Regions from separate parts of the Mus musculus genome. Here region 2 is linked to region 1. A link is a contact called in ENCODE Hi-C or POLR2A ChIA-PET data. All regions are on one chromosome and are shown on one strand. The core of a region is the stretch at or near the end of the contact, and the rest is flanking DNA. Distances in the headings are between cores, read along the strand shown.

Region 1 (7,573 bases), core at 2,866-5,365:
TCTCAAAGGTAGAGAAATGACTGAGGAAGACACTCAGTAATGATCTCTGGCCTACACACGCACATTATATACCTATGCATGTTTACTTTTTAAAATGTTAAGGGCTGGAGAGGTGGCTCAGTGGTTAAGAGCACTGATTGCTCTTCTGAAGGTCCTGAGTTCAAATCCCAGAAACCACATGGAAAAAAAGTTTTTAAAAGATTTTATTTATTTTATATATATGAGTACACTGTCACTGTCTTCAGACACACTAGAAGAGGGCATCAGATCCCATTACAGATGACTGTGAGCCATCATGTGGTTGCTAGGAATTGAACTCAGGACCTAGGAAGAAGAGTCAGGGCTCTTAACCACTGAGCCATCTCTCCAGCCCCCACATATTTACTTTTTTGAGACAGGGTTCTCTGTGTAGCCCTGGCTGTCCTAGAACTCACTCTGTAGACCAGTCTAGCCTCAAACTCAGTGATCCTGCCTCGGCCTCCCATGAAAGGTACGTGCCACCACAACCCCATGTTTATCTTAAGACTTTATAAAGATAAAGGTGAAAAATCATGATGCTAAACCTGGTGATTATGACTGCATTGTATTTTTTTTTTTTGCAGTGTATGAAGCAACCAACACTTTAATAAGTGAGACAGGCTTTCTGGGGAAGGTGATTTTTTTTCATGGAACTATCTAGGGAAAGAATATTGGAATCACCAGAACAGGAAAGTCCATGTGTTCTAGTCCAATAGAAACTGCTAACCTCACCACATCTCCCTCTATTACTTCCTTTTCTTTAAAAAAACCTTTGTAAAAGCCAGGTGGTGGTAGTACACCCCAGTATCTGGGAAGGAGAGGCAGGGGTAAATCCGAGTTCAAGGCCAGCCTGGTCTACAAAGCAAGTACTAGAAGAGCTAGGGCTACAGAGAAACCCTGTCTCAAAAAAAAAAAAAAAAACAAAATGAATAAATAAAAATAAAAACCTTCATAAATGCATATAAAAATGTCAAATCAAGCAATTTTAACCTAAAATAACAGTACTAAAAAGGTTTTAAGATAATGAAATTTTCTAAATGTCTAGGCATGGCAGCACTAACTTCTAACTCCAGCATTTGAGAGGAGAGCAGCAGGTTTGAAAATACACTGGCCCACATGAGAACCTGACTCAAAAACTTAAAATCAAACAAACAAAAGTTTAAAAATGGATTTTTTTTAATGTGCACTGTGTTTCGCCTGCAATGTATATCTGCACGAGATGTGTCAGACCCACTGGAACTGGACTTACAGTTATAAGTTGCCATGTGGGTCTAGGAATTGAACCTTGGTCCTCTGGAAGAGCTCTTAACTGCTGAGCAATCTCTCCAGCACCCTAAGAGTGGATTTTAATACTCTATTACGTTAGAAAAATCTAACATATCACGTGGTTTTCGAAATTTCCTGCCTAACTAATGGGGAAACAAGAATACACTCTCTTAAAGGATCCTCTGCTTCCGTTAGCAACATGGTTTAGCAATAGAATGCTCATCTGACGTCGCTACGCCCTGGCTTCAGTCTCGATGTCTGAGATGGAAGAGGAGGGAGATCAGAAAAGGAGGGAACTTATAGTTGTGAACTCCTTGTTAGATAATATTCCTCTCACAGACAGACTCCAAAACTGAAATTGAGAATAAGGCTTATGGGAAGAAATGTGGACTGATAACTATTTTATCAATCTAATCCACACGTCACCCTTTGGTCAAAGGGTCAAAAATATTATCAGAAGTAGAAGAAAGAAGATGTACAGAAAGAAAAAAATGTTGTCATAGCCACCTGACTCATTTCTTCTATGTCAAAGGATTGACAATGATACTATAATCATTTTCTTCCTGCTATATTTAAAAGTGCATGAAAATAGTTTTATACTAAACCTTCTGAAGACAATATTGATTTGTATGTTATTTATACACGTTGTACTTTTATTTCTTACTTCCATCTACCGTGAGAAAGAAAAACAGCAAAGTTATATAATTTACTTGAAATCAGAAAAAAAGGGCTGGTGAGATGGCTCAGTGGGTTAGAGCACCCGACTGCTCTTCCAGAGGTCCGGAGTTCAAATCCCAGCAACCACATGGTGGCTCACAACCATCTGTAACAAGCTCTGATGCCCTCTTCTGGGGTATCTGAAGACAGCTACAGTGTACTTACATATAATAAATAAATAAATCTTTAAAAAAAAAAAAAAAAGAAATCAGAAAAAAAATTAGAGTTCCCTTAGGGAAACGGCTCCCAGTTCTCTTGCATGAGTCTACACTTCCTCACAATTCCTATCTTGCTGAAAAAGGACACACTGACTGAACATCAGGTAGAGCCTGTGGTTAAGCTAGCCAACAACCACATATGTATCTCTTAAGAGTAACTGGAATTACAAATGCTTTTTCAAAACTGGGCGTAGTGGTTCAAGCCCTTAATCCCAGCACTCAGAAGACAGAGGCCAGCCAGATCTAAAATTGAGTTCCAAGATATCCAAGTCTACAAAAAGAAACTGTTTTGAAAAAGTAAAAGAGAGAAGAAAAGAAAATTAAAGAAAAGAAAAAAAGGAGGCTTTTCATAATTATGGTTATAGTTGTTTTGCAGCTTACCAGACTTCAGATCACTGATTGTAACAGACACTGGACTATCACTACTTTGACAGGCATAAAGCACTGAGAACAAACAAACTTTTCTCATTTTCTTTAGGCAATCACCACATGACCATTTTATGTATATCATACCTTTGTGGAAGACACCTTTGGTCTAAGGAAAGTTTCTGACATTATAAACTTTAACAGTTCCCATCAGTAGCATACAATTTAGAGTATGTTGAAGTATAATTCACCTTGGGGAAAAAAGAAAAACAGCTCAAATTATTTAAAAAAAAACTGTAAATACAGGATTAATACCAAAATACATAATCAACCAAGAAATAAGGGCTCAAATAAAGATGTTAAAATCTTAAAGTAAATTTTAAATGATTACAATTTAATCAGATAATCTATCTATGATGGTATAATATAAATAAAAGCTGTTCATAAAAACTCAATGATGGGGCTGGAGAGATGGCTCAGCGGTTAAGAACACTCACTGACTGCTCTTCCGAAGGTTCTGAGTTCAAATCCCAGCAACCACATGGTGGCTCACAACCATCTGTAACAAGATCTGACACCCTCTTCTGGAGTGTCTAAAGACAGCTACAGTGTACTTACATATAATAAATAAATAAATCTTAAAAAAAAAAACTCAACGATGAATGAAACAGAAAAACCATATATTTGTGCACTTACCTTTTATTATAAAGAAAAACTAATCCCATATAAACATTTTTATTTTTATGCTGAAAATTGTATTTCATGTCATGCTACCAAGTACTGTGGATTTACAATTTAAGGGGGAAAAAATGAAATGAGACTCATTAGTCACTTTGGATAAATGTATATATTGGAAGGTGCACCCATCTATTTTAGAGTTGTAGGTACACACAAGCCCACACGCTGAAAACTTTGGCACCCAATAAAACAAATCATCTTCTCCTATCTAATTTAGGATTATGGCCTGACCTTTCAAAGGGACACAAAAACGTCTGCTTAAGAAATTATAGTTGTCGAAATGAAAGATGCTCAATGATCAGGGCTCTTTGAAAACAAGACTGACAGTCACCTCCTTCGATAAACAAACAACCGTCTCTGATGATATCAGGCTCGGGAAACGCGCCGGAGATAACGAGAACTTCAACACTACCCCTAGCCTATCCACCTCCACCTCACACACTGCACAGGGGACAGGGACACAAAGCTCACACGTCAGTCCTTAGGTGTTTCTGCAATCACCAGTGAGCGGAGCTGACACCTCGCACCATGGCTCCAGGCCAGGGCTCCTCACCTACATCCTACACCAGTCCAGACTGGAGGGCGGGCCGGGAAGGACACAGCCCAGGTATGCGTGAAGACACAGCTGACCTCACGCCTCTGGGATATTAATAAATCAAGCGGAAGCCGCGGCGTCCTTACTTTCCGGGAGCTGCGTCCCCTCGCGGGCGGAAAAAAGCGGAGAACCGGGGCTGTACTTCGCCACCCAGCCCTCCCGGCTCAGCCGCAGGCTGTTGGAGGGCCCGCCTCCTGGGGACCTTCCTCACGGACGGCGCTTCCGCGACGCAGCCAGAGGGGAGGGGCCGGCAAGCGAGCAAGGGACGTAGGCGTCCAGCGCACTGCCTGACCCGAAACGCAGGCGGGTCTCGGGGCCCGGCTTCCCACCATTAGATGGAAGCGTAGGACCCGAGGCCAGCGGAGTTCCTGGTGCGTGCCGAGGTAGGGTCTGAGTGCGTGCGAGCCCGGCGGAGGGCCTCGAGGGAACCTAGCCGCGTACAGGCGCACGAGACCGCCCCTCCGCACGCACGCCCGCCCTTTCCGGTTCCTCCCTGGCAAGCGCGTCGGGGCGGGCGCGTGAGCGGAGGCTTTGGCTGCAGGGGAAGGAGGACTATGAAGCTTCCGAATATCCTGCTCACCGGTTAGGGCGCGCAACGGGGTCGGGTCGGGCCGGGCCGGGGTTTGCCGAGGGCTGTGAGGTCCCGGGGGCGCTCCGCAGGCCGCGCGGCGTGCCGTGTCGGCTGGCGCGTCAGGACCCGGCGCTCGCGACCGTTGGGGTGGGGGGCGGGGGAAGCGGCGGAGGCGGCGGTTCGGTTGGTCAGACGCCGCGCCGAGGAGAGGGAGAGCGGCAGGCCGGCTCCTGCTCTCCCGCTGCCCCGTCGCTCCGCCGGACGCTTGGCCTTTGTCAATCTGGTATCTTTGCCTGGAGAACGGGCTGCTGAGCCTTTGTCGCGGTCGGGCTTGGGGTTTTTAAAAATCGAGGTGCGGTGAGGCAGTTTTTAGCCGTTAGGAGATGTGGTGATGGTGGGTACCCCAGTCTTTGGGCCTTCTTGGTCGTCACCTTCTTATTTTATTTTTTATTTTTAGATACCCCTTTGCTTTTGAGAAACACTTCCCGAAAGGTTTCTGTAGATGATTTTTGGGATGCTTGTGAAGAGACGTGACTAATGAACTGTTACTTTGTTCGGTTCGCGCCACGGGCTTTGTTGTTGTTTCAGTGTTAAGGTTTCTGAGCGTTTGTGGTGATCTGGAGCTGATCGTGGGTGGGACGTTTCGGAGCTTTAATAAGAAAGGTTAAGTTGTAGCGTTTAGTAGCGTCATAGGCCAGTTGTACAAAGATGGGATGGATATAGATAAAGATGCCATCACTTTACTGAAAAAAGTTCAGCTGCTGTTTTGTCAGGTAACGAATCAGGTGAGGTTGTTGTCTGTCTTAGCTCTGCAGGCTTTAGCTTTGAGATTCCTTAGGAACATTTTACAATATCTGATTTGCATGGCCAGACAGTTTCTTGGGGCTTTCAGATTCTGAAGCCAGTAGGCTGCAGAGAATGCTGTAGATCAGTTGGTAGACTACTCACTAGTAGGCAGGAAGCCCTGGAATCAGGTCCCCAGAACAACATAGACTAGATGGGGTGGCATATGTCTGTTATTCCAATACTAGGGAGGATGAGAAGTCAAAGGCCAACCTAGAACCGTGCCGGTTGGCGGGAGGGGGGAAAGCAGTGGGGAGGGACGGACAAGAGTTACATCATAAGAACTCTGTAGATCTGAATGGGAGTGTTGAATACAGAAAGGGTTCACGAGCGCTGAGTAAGAGTTGGGATTGATGTGTTCTTACAGTGGAAGTATATTTTTTTTGACTATAGAGACATGATTTTTCAGGATTTCTTACAATGTTCAAGTTGACATAAGTTTGAACATTATGCATTTGATTGTCTTAAGGGTATTAGCTATAAGCAGGGCAGTGGTGGCACAAGCCTTTAATCCCAGCACTTGGGAGGCAGAGGCAGGCGGATTTCTGAGTTCGAGGCCAGCCTGGTCTACAGAGTGAGTTCCAGGACAGTCAGGGCTACACAGAGAAACCCTGTCTCGAAAAAAAACAAAAACAGGGGGAAGTGGAGGGTATTAGCTGTAAAAGGAGAAAAGCAAACTATGTATAGTGTCATTTATAAGGGTATCTATGCTGTGTGGATATATACAGTGTGTATGTATACACTTACTTAAATACACACCAAGTATCCCTTAGATACACACAAACACATAGAAAGTTAAGTAAGAAACTGGTTTAAAGTAGCTCCCTCTGGGGAAGGTATTTCTGTTAGGGGAAATGGTAGTAATGGTATTGCTCATACTAAACTTTTTTTCCATTGAATTTTTTTTTTTAAGATTTATTTATTATATGTAAGTACACTGTAGCTGTCTTCAGACACCCCAGAAGAGGGCATCAGATCTTATTAAGGATGGTTGTGAGCCACCATGTGGTTGCTGGGATTTGAACTCACGACCTTTGGAAGAGCAGTTGGTGCTCTCAACTGCTGAGCCATCTCTCCAGCCCCATTGAATGTTTTTTTGGGGGGTGGGGGTTTGTTTGGTTTTTTTGTTTGTTTGTTTGTTTTGGTTTTGGTTTGGTTTGGTTTTGGTTTTTCGAGACAGGGTTTCTCTGTGTAGCCCTGGCTGTCCTGGAACTCACTCTGTAGACCAGGATGGCCTCGAACTCAGAAATCCACCTGCCTCTGCCTCCCCAGTGCTGGGATTAAAGGCGTGCGCCACCATGCCCGGCCCATTGAATGTTTTTTAAGCTTTTTATTAACGCAATAAGTGATAATAGTGTATTTGAGGTGCCTAATTTTTTTGTTTTGTTTTTTTGTTTGTTTGTTTTTTTAAGACCGGGTTTCTCTGTATAGCTCAAGCTGTCTTGGAACTTACTTTGTAGACCAGGCTGGCCTTGAACTCAGAAATCCGCCTGCCTCTGCCTCCCGAGTGCTGTGATTAAAGGCATGGGCCACCACGCCCGGCAAGGTGTCTAATTTTATGCTGGGAATTTTGTTGTTGGCAGGCAGAATTGGCATCAAAATTGCTGCAGTCCTATCCCTGGAGATTAGGATATAGACACTAGTAGACAGTAATTTCTGGAGAATTTTTTGGTTGGTTGGTTTGGTTTGGTTTTGAGATAGGGCTTTCCTATGTGGCCCTGGCTGTCCTGACACTGTGTAGCCTAGTCTGGTCTTGAAGCCCCAGAGACTCTCACCTGCCTCTGCCCCAAGTGCTGGGATTAAAGACGTACACCACCATACCAGGCTTTATATCAGTTAAGAACCTTAAGGGCAGAAGATGGCTGACAAATAAGTAGTATTTGAACAGTATTTTTCTGTGTCTAATCTTACAGGTACACCAGGGGTTGGAAAAACCACACTAGGCAAAGAACTTGCATCAAGATCAGGCCTGAAGTACGTTAACGTGGGAGATCTAGCTCGAGAAGGTAAGGGTCACTTTGATGTTGCGTTTTTGTTTTTAAGTCAGGTAATAGAGTGTTAGTCCTGCTAAGTGTTGCTAGAGGTCCAGAAAGCAGAAGGATCCTGGTAGTAAGCAGTTCTGTTGTGCTAGGGACCTGAGAAAGAAAAAGTGTCACATGTATAGCAGATAGTAGCATCACATGGTTATTTTGGACATTTTCCCTTCCCTAACCCAAAATAACTAGAATTGTTGCAAAGAGT
Region 2 (7,573 bases), core at 2,972-5,471, 80 kb after region 1:
GCTACACAGAGAAACCCTGTCTCGAAAAACCGAAAAGAAAAACAAAAAAAAAATAACCAAACAAACAAACAAACAAAAAACAATATTTATTTTATGTGTGGGGGTGTTATGCCTGCATAAATATCTGTGGATCACATCTACACCTTGTGCCTGTGGAGGGCAGAGGATGTCAGATCACCTGGAACAAACACTTGTTAGCCACCACATGAGTTCTGGAAACCAAACTTGGGTTTCTACAAAAGCAGTTACTGCTCTTAACTGCTAAGTTACATAAGCCATACTTCAAGAAGCCCAAGTTATAGTAAATTCAAAAGCAGTTTAATTGTTCTTTTTTTTTTTTATCAAATTAAAGAGGGTGTTAACAAGTGAGTATTAGTAGAAACTATGAATGTTGGAAACAGAAGGTTCACAGCACCAAATCCTCAAATGTTCACAGAACAAAGTATAAGTGATGTCTAAGTTGGGAAACAGAAGTCCCACAAACCAGCCACTCCAAATGTCCTGGACATAAAGTTCAGTTAAAGAAATTGAAAAGCCAAAACAAAAGAAAATATAGCATATTAAAAGCTTTTGCTTAATAATTTTTTTTTGGTTTTATTTTTTTGTTTTTCGAGACAGGGTTTCTCTGTGTAGCTCTGGCTGTCCTGGAACTCAATCTGTAGACAAGGCTGGCCTTGAACTCAGAAATCCACCTGCCTCTGCCTCCCAAGTGCTGGGATCAAAGGTGTGCGCCACCACTGCCAGGCGAATTCTTAATCCTAATGTTAAAAGCAAGCAAGAAAACCCACTTGTATCTACAATTACAAAACCCAATATGTCAACCATATGAAAAGATTTTATTAGTCAACTCAAGGTTTTCTTTGATTCAGATACCAGTGTAGTATGTTTTTTCTCAACTTCTAGACTCAGATGACCCTCCTACCTGTCTCTGAGAATATACTCCACTGTATCCAGCTAAGTCAGGACACACCTGACTCAATGGTGAAGAGCACACTGACTGCTCTTCCAGAGGATCTAGGTTTGATTCTCAGTGACCATATAAGAGCTCACAACCATCTGTAACACCTGCCCCAGGGAATAAAACATTCTTTTGGCTTCTATACATAGCTGTACAGACAGACATGCTGGCAAACACCCACACACATAATAAACACATGCCTACAGATGTGGCCATCACAGCCCCAGGAATGTTAGTAGACTCTTGTGGACAGTGCACTCAGACGGAAGGATGTCAGAGCCTGGCAGTGGCATGAAGATGATATAGAGTAAAGAGCTGCAAAGAACAGGGAAGCAGTGGGCAACACTTGTTTTGGTGTATTTAAAAGGCCCCTCTAGGTGGAGAGGCATCTGAGTGAAATAGAATTCAACTACACCAAGTTCTGGAGACAAAACAGGGCAACCAGAAGAAAGAGAAAATACAACAATCCTGGGACTAGAACAAATCTAACACGTTCTAGGAATAGAAAGGTGAGCGTGGCTGGGATGGTGAGCCAGAAGTAGACCTGGTGATAACAAAGACAGCAGCAGAGAGAAGAGGGGAGGATGGGAGCGGCTCACACCAGGAATACCATCGTTGAGAGGCTGGAACTGATAGGAGTTTGCCTGGGCTACAGAGTTCCTGTCTCAAGAAAAAGGAAACTGCCTGGTGTTTTGTCGTTTCTTCTGGTGTTTGGATATAATTCTGGTGCTTGTTTTCCACAACAGCAGGCTTCACATGTGCTAGGCAAAGGCTCCACCACTAAGCCTAGGCCTTGTTTGTTTGTTTTTTTTGTCTTGTTTTATTTATTTATTTATTTATTTATTTATTTTGAGACAGGGTTTCTCTGTGCAGCCCTGGCTGTCCTGGAACTCACTCTGTAGACCAGGCTGGCCTCGAACTCAGAAATCCGCCTGCTTCTGCCTCCCAAGTGCTGGGATTAAAGGTGTGTGCCACCAGTGCCCGACATTTTTGTTTGTTTGTTTGTTTTCTGTAGCTGTCTTCAGACACCAGGAGAGGGCACTGGATCTCATTACAGATGGTTGTGAGCCACCATGTGGTTGCTGGGAATTGAACAATGATCCTCTGGAAGAACAAGCAGCTGAGCCATCTCTCCAGCCTTTTACTTTCTATTTTGAGACGGGGTGGGGTCTTACTAAATTGCCTGTGCTAGCCTTGAAACTTACTCTTTAGCTCAAGAAGGTCCTGAACTTTATGTATATATGTCTTTAAGGGTGCACAAATGTAGGTGTAGGTATGTATGTTTGTGTGTGTGCACATGCAGGTTAGAGGCCAACTCAGATGTTTTTCCTCAGACACTGTCCACCTTGTTTCTGTGAGAAAGTGTCTCTCACGGGCATCTACCACGTAGGAAATGCTACATGGAGGCAGCCTCTGGGATTTGTCTATCTATCTCTACCTCCCCAGTTCTGGAAAATGCTACCATTTGATTCTCTTGCTTCAGCCTTTGGAGTCGCTGGGCTTACAGAAATAGGCCACCACGCCCAGCCAAGGCACTTGCTACCAAGCAAGGTCTCAGTCCCTGGAACCTACAAGGCATAGAGAGAGGCTCTCTCTGCAGTTGTCCTGGATCCTGCATATGCCCTGTGGCACACAAGCGCCCCCACCTGAAAATATTAATACAAAAATAATGTCTTAAAATAAAACAATGATAGTAACAGAATCACTGAAAAGACAGCAAGCCAAATACTAAATGAATGAAAAGGGGAGGCTGCCAGATGCGAGTGTAATTCTCCATACTTCAAAGGAATTGTGAGATTACAAAGGAAACAACAGATTCAAAGAAGCACAGAAATACAGAGCTCAACCACAACAGGCCCTGAGTTCTATTCGGAGTCGCAGAGTCACCATGAGCTGGCTATAGATGTCAGCAGAGGAACGAAGCTCAACCAACTGCTCTGTTCTAATGCCTCCACATTCCTAGCTGTGCGACCCTCAAGTCATCTAACTAGCCTCAGGTACCTCAAAGGGGAGGCAAAGACACTTTACCTATTTCACGGACTATTTGGAGGTTAAGTGGGGGAAGAAAAAAAAAATAGTCAAAAGTGTTTGGCACACAGGAAATTATATCAGGGTGTTGTTAATGAATTTAAGTTTTAAGAATACTTAAATCTTTCTAGAAATTACACTATTATCAGTATTGCTGATGCCAATGAAAACCTTCGTGTATAGATAACACACCTTTAACAACCTTTGACATGGAAAGACCATGCCATCCAAAAGGACTGAAGAGACGCTGTCCTTGCCTCCATAGCCAACAACCAACTTTTAGGGGATGAAACGTTTTAACTTGAACAAAAACTGTTTCAGCCCGAGTTCCATCTTGAAACACAGGATACTAATAAATACTACTGTCTATAGAGTTCTTGTAACTCCTTCAATCAGTGTGACTGTGAGCAGTAAGATGAAGCCGAAGGTAGCCCATGTCTGTAATGCCCGGCACTCGGGAGGCAGAGGCAGAAGGATTTCCACGAGTTGGGAGACCAATCTGGACTCCATAGCAAGACTATCTCACAGACAGCCATCCATCAACTGTTAATGCACGGGCATTTACTCTCTAAGAGTTGCCTGGCGTGGTGGAGTACGCCTGCAAACCTGCAAACCCCCCAAACCCCCAAACACAAAGCAGAAGGGTTAAGGCTCGCAGCAAGTTCTAAATAGCGAGGTCCGTGCCAGCAAGGGCTACGTGGCAAGCAAGACGCAAAGACTGGAGAGGAAACAACATAAAAAGGCAACTCACTTTCTTAATGGCGACGATTTGGTTGGTGTTCTTGTCCCTGGCCTTATAGACCGTCGCAAACTAGAAAGGGGAACAGTAACAAAGTCGTAAGAGGTCTTTCTTTACCTGCTGGTTGGTTTTTGGCCCTTCCCCACCTCCCCCTTTTAAGAACAAAGAAGCCCTGATTCTGGAGGGGACTGGCCACGGCCTGCTACGTGGTCTGGAGGCCTCTTCTTCAGCAGGGAAGAAGCAATTCAGGGATGGTGACAAGGGGACCGAGCAGCCGGCGGTGGCCAGGCTGTGCCTGCCTGCGCGAGAACTCAGCCCCAGGCCTCACCTGTCCCTCTCCGAGGAAGTCCAGTTTCTCATAGCGCTTCGCTCGAGACTTCACGTCCACAGCCATGCGAGTGAGAAACCAGACCCGGGCACCCAAGCTAAGCCCTCCACCCCGCAGGAATTTAAAGCGTCCGAAAGCTGCCCAACAGCTACTTCCGGTCGCTGGACGCACACGACCTACGGGTCCCGCCCATACTTCCGCTGTGGGCGGGGCCAGTCCTACGGAAGCTGAGTTGGGCCGCGAACCCTGCCCTTCCCCGCTGCCACGTGCACACAGTACCCGGAAGCTGTGCTGTCCTAGACTGCAGTCAGTGTCCATTTGTTACTGGATTTTGTCTTTAACGTGGATTTTTTTTTTGCTTCCAAAGATGATAGGCCAGGGTTCTGACGTGGTATTTCTAAGTTCGGAATGTAGCAGAAGTGTAAGGGCTTGCCCTTGCAGCTGTCTTGCTTTGCGTTACTGTGTCGCCTGAGTCTCTATGGACACCAAACCCCTCCATTTGTTTTGTTTTGTTTTTCTTTTTGTGCATGTTTTTTTCCTCCCCCCCCCCCCCACTAATTTATTGACTTATTCTCTTTACATCCTGATCTCTGCCCCACTTCCTCCAATCGGGTACCCCTCCCCGTCCCACCCTCAAGTTCTTAAAGGCTGATTTATGAAGAAACAGGCCCAGGAAATCAAAACCAAGTCCTACTGAATGCTATAGAATGAGCCTTTGGTCTTATAAAAATTTGAAACTAATGATTTAAGAAAAACATACAGGGGCTGGTGAGATGGCTCAGCAGATAAAAGCACTGACTGCTCTTTGGAAGGTCCTGAGTTCAAATCCCAGCAACCACATGGTGGCTCACAAACACCTGGAATGAGATTTGACGCCCTCTTCTGGTGCATCTGAAGACAGTTACAGTGTAACTAGTTATAATAAAAAATAAATCTTAAAAAAGAAAAAGAAAAACATACAGAGCCTTTACACATAGTAACAGTGTTTGCTATGTAATTAATGATTTCACTTTAAGCCTAGCTGTCAATTACTGGCTCCAGCAATGGTTTCCTTTTGAGTCATATCTTTGTTTCCAGTTTGCAGGGTAGAGGGTGGTTTTGTTGAGGCCTCAATTCCCTGGTGGATTTAAGAATTGATCTTCGGGCTGGTGAGATGGCTCAGTGGGTAAGAGCGCCCGACTGCTCTTCCGAAGGTCCAGAGTTCAAATCCCAGCAACCACATGGTGGCTCACAACCATCCGTAATGAGATCTGACTCCCTCTTCTGGAGTGTCTGAAGACAGCTACAGTGTACTTACATATAATCAATAAATAAATCTTTTAAAAAAAAAAAAGGAAAAAAAAAAAAAGAATTGATCTTCGGCTGGGCAGTGGACTGGGAGGCATAGGCAGGCTGATTTCTGAGTTCCAGGCCAGCCTGGTCTACAGAGTGAGTTCCAGGACAGCCAGGGTTACACAGAGAAACCCTGTCTTGAAAAACCAAAAAAAAGAGTTGATCCAAGGGCTAGAGAGATGGCTCAACATATAAGAGCACTGACTGCATATTCCAAAGGTCCTGAGTTTAATTCCCAGCAACCATATGGTGGCTTATAAGATCTAGTGTCCTGTCATGCAGGCATACGTGCAAATAGAGGACTCCTGATCTCCAAGCCCCTTAATACTTTTGTTAATAAAATTTAAGAGATCCATGCAAGGTTCACCATATCAAACCAAAATTGGGGGCATAATGAAGTTTTGCATTAGACAGAAACTAATCTGACTTTCCAAGGAACTAGCAGCCAGTTCTCCCAAGCTGGCCAGTTTTAGGTAACATAAAGAAGTACTTTAACCCATATGAAAAAGTAAAGTAAGCGTAATTAAGCAATCGGATTCTCCCTCTACTGTTTCCTGTTCTTGTTCCATCCCTACACATCCCTGTCCTGCCAGGCATGGCAGTGCACTTCAGCACTGGAAACACAGGCAGGAACCTTGCAATTTCCAGGAAAGCCTGGCCTACAGTCACACACACACACACACACACACACACACACACACACACACACACACAATCTGTTATTGGTCATTGGGAGTTTTTTCTATAATCCTGGGTTGATTAATACTCAATTCATAAATCACAAAATTCTACAACTACATAACTAACCAGGTTATAATCAGAATCCTACATGCTACAATAAACATGTAGTTAGACTCCACAGTGCTGGGCTGGTGAAATGGCTCAGCGGGTAAGAGCACTGACAGCTCTTCAGAAGGTCCCGAGTTCAAATCCCAGCAACCACATGGTGGTTCACAACCACCATAATGAGATCTGACACTCTCTTCTGGTGCATCTGAAGACAGCTACAGTGTACTTACTTATACTAAATCTTAAAAAAAAAAAAAAAAACCCACCTCATTTAAGATGCAAACATGCCTTTAGTCCCAGCACTAGTGAGGCACAGGCAGGCAAATCTCTGTGAGCTTGAGGCCAGCCTGATTTATTCAGTAAACTTCAGGCCAGTCAGGAATACAAAGAAAGACCTTGTCTCAAAATAACTAAAAATTTTTTAACAAATATGTATTGATTCCTATATGTCAAACATTATTGTAGATCTAAAAATACCTTTTAACAAAATATCCCACTGTAGTGTAAGATAAAAATATAGGTCCAGACCATCTAAGTCTACATAGTGAGATCCTGTCTCAGAAAAAAGTTAAACATGAGGCATGATGGTAACTCTAAGAGGGACTGAGACGAAGACGGTGTTTTGCAGTTTTAAATAGGCCAGTGCAAGAAAGATACCACTGGACGTCCACTAAACATTAAAAATAGAATCAGATTAAAGTTTTATTATATTTATTGTGATTATGGTGGAGGTACCACAGTGACATTTTAAGTCAGGTCTTCAGGCTTGATGGTAATAGTTTCATCTCTCTGGCCCCAGATAATATTTTAAAAGGTTTCCTTTGGCTGCTAAGAGACCACACTATAGATAGAAGGGCAAGGAAAAGCAAGGCCTGTTGATATTGTGGTAAAACAGATGGCTTCACCAGATTGTTACCAATTTTGACCCCTAGCACATAAAAATCCACTAACAGGCTGACTCCAAAGTTCTGAGTTGGAGTAGCTGTCAATATGGCTATTTTTCTTTCTTTGCAACTGATATTTCTAAAAATAGAAATCTTAAGTGATATGTTGGAGATAGCAACAGAATACAAGGTCTAATTATTAAGATGCTAGTAAGGGGGCTGGTGAGATGGCTCAGTGGGTAAGAGCACCCGGCTGCTCTTCCAAAGGTCCGGAGTTCAAATCCCAGCAACCACATGGTGGCTCACAACCATCTGTAACAAGATCTGACTCCCTCTTCTGGAGTGTCTGAAGACAGCTACAGTGTACTTACGTATAATAAATAAATAAATCTTTAAAAAAATTATTAAAAAAAAAAAAAAGATGCTAGTAAGATGCTAGGATAGGGTGGAGAGATGGCTCAGCAGTTAAAAGCCTTGCCTGGTTCTTCCAGAGATCCTCAGTTCAATTCTCAGCA

What was found. Hi-C counts contacts between places; a loop is a spot of excess contacts on that map. ChIA-PET counts read pairs that join two places held with the same protein, here RNA polymerase II (POLR2A).
Region 2: a map of left cerebral cortex shows a loop between it and region 1 (4-fold over the local background). The contact joins the promoter of Cdk7 here to the promoter of Rad17 in region 1. A Hi-C loop is called at or near these places in 8 of 37 maps with a recorded cell type or tissue (gastrocnemius, heart and left cerebral cortex). POLR2A ChIA-PET finds 5 or more read pairs at or near these places in 4 of 5 experiments (Patski and embryonic stem cell).

Annotation. Positions count from the first base shown.
Region 1 is chr13:100,646,946-100,654,518 of GRCm38, forward strand. Rad17 (RAD17 checkpoint clamp loader component) reads right to left here and starts at 4,116. Exons shown (of 17, transcript NM_001044371.2): 1 at 4,005-4,116; 2 at 2,733-2,836. The coding sequence starts at 2,774. Ak6 (adenylate kinase 6) reads left to right here and starts at 4,398. Exons shown (of 5, transcript NM_027592.3): 1 at 4,398-4,500; 2 at 7,246-7,338. The coding sequence starts at 4,473. Taf9 (TATA-box binding protein associated factor 9) reads left to right here and starts at 4,398. Exons shown (of 3, transcript NM_027139.5): 1 at 4,398-4,500; 2 at 7,246-7,338.
Region 2 is chr13:100,726,721-100,734,293 of GRCm38, forward strand. It overlaps Cdk7 (cyclin-dependent kinase 7), which reads right to left and starts at 4,222. Exons shown (of 12, transcript NM_009874.3): 1 at 4,054-4,222; 2 at 3,738-3,797. The coding sequence starts at 4,119.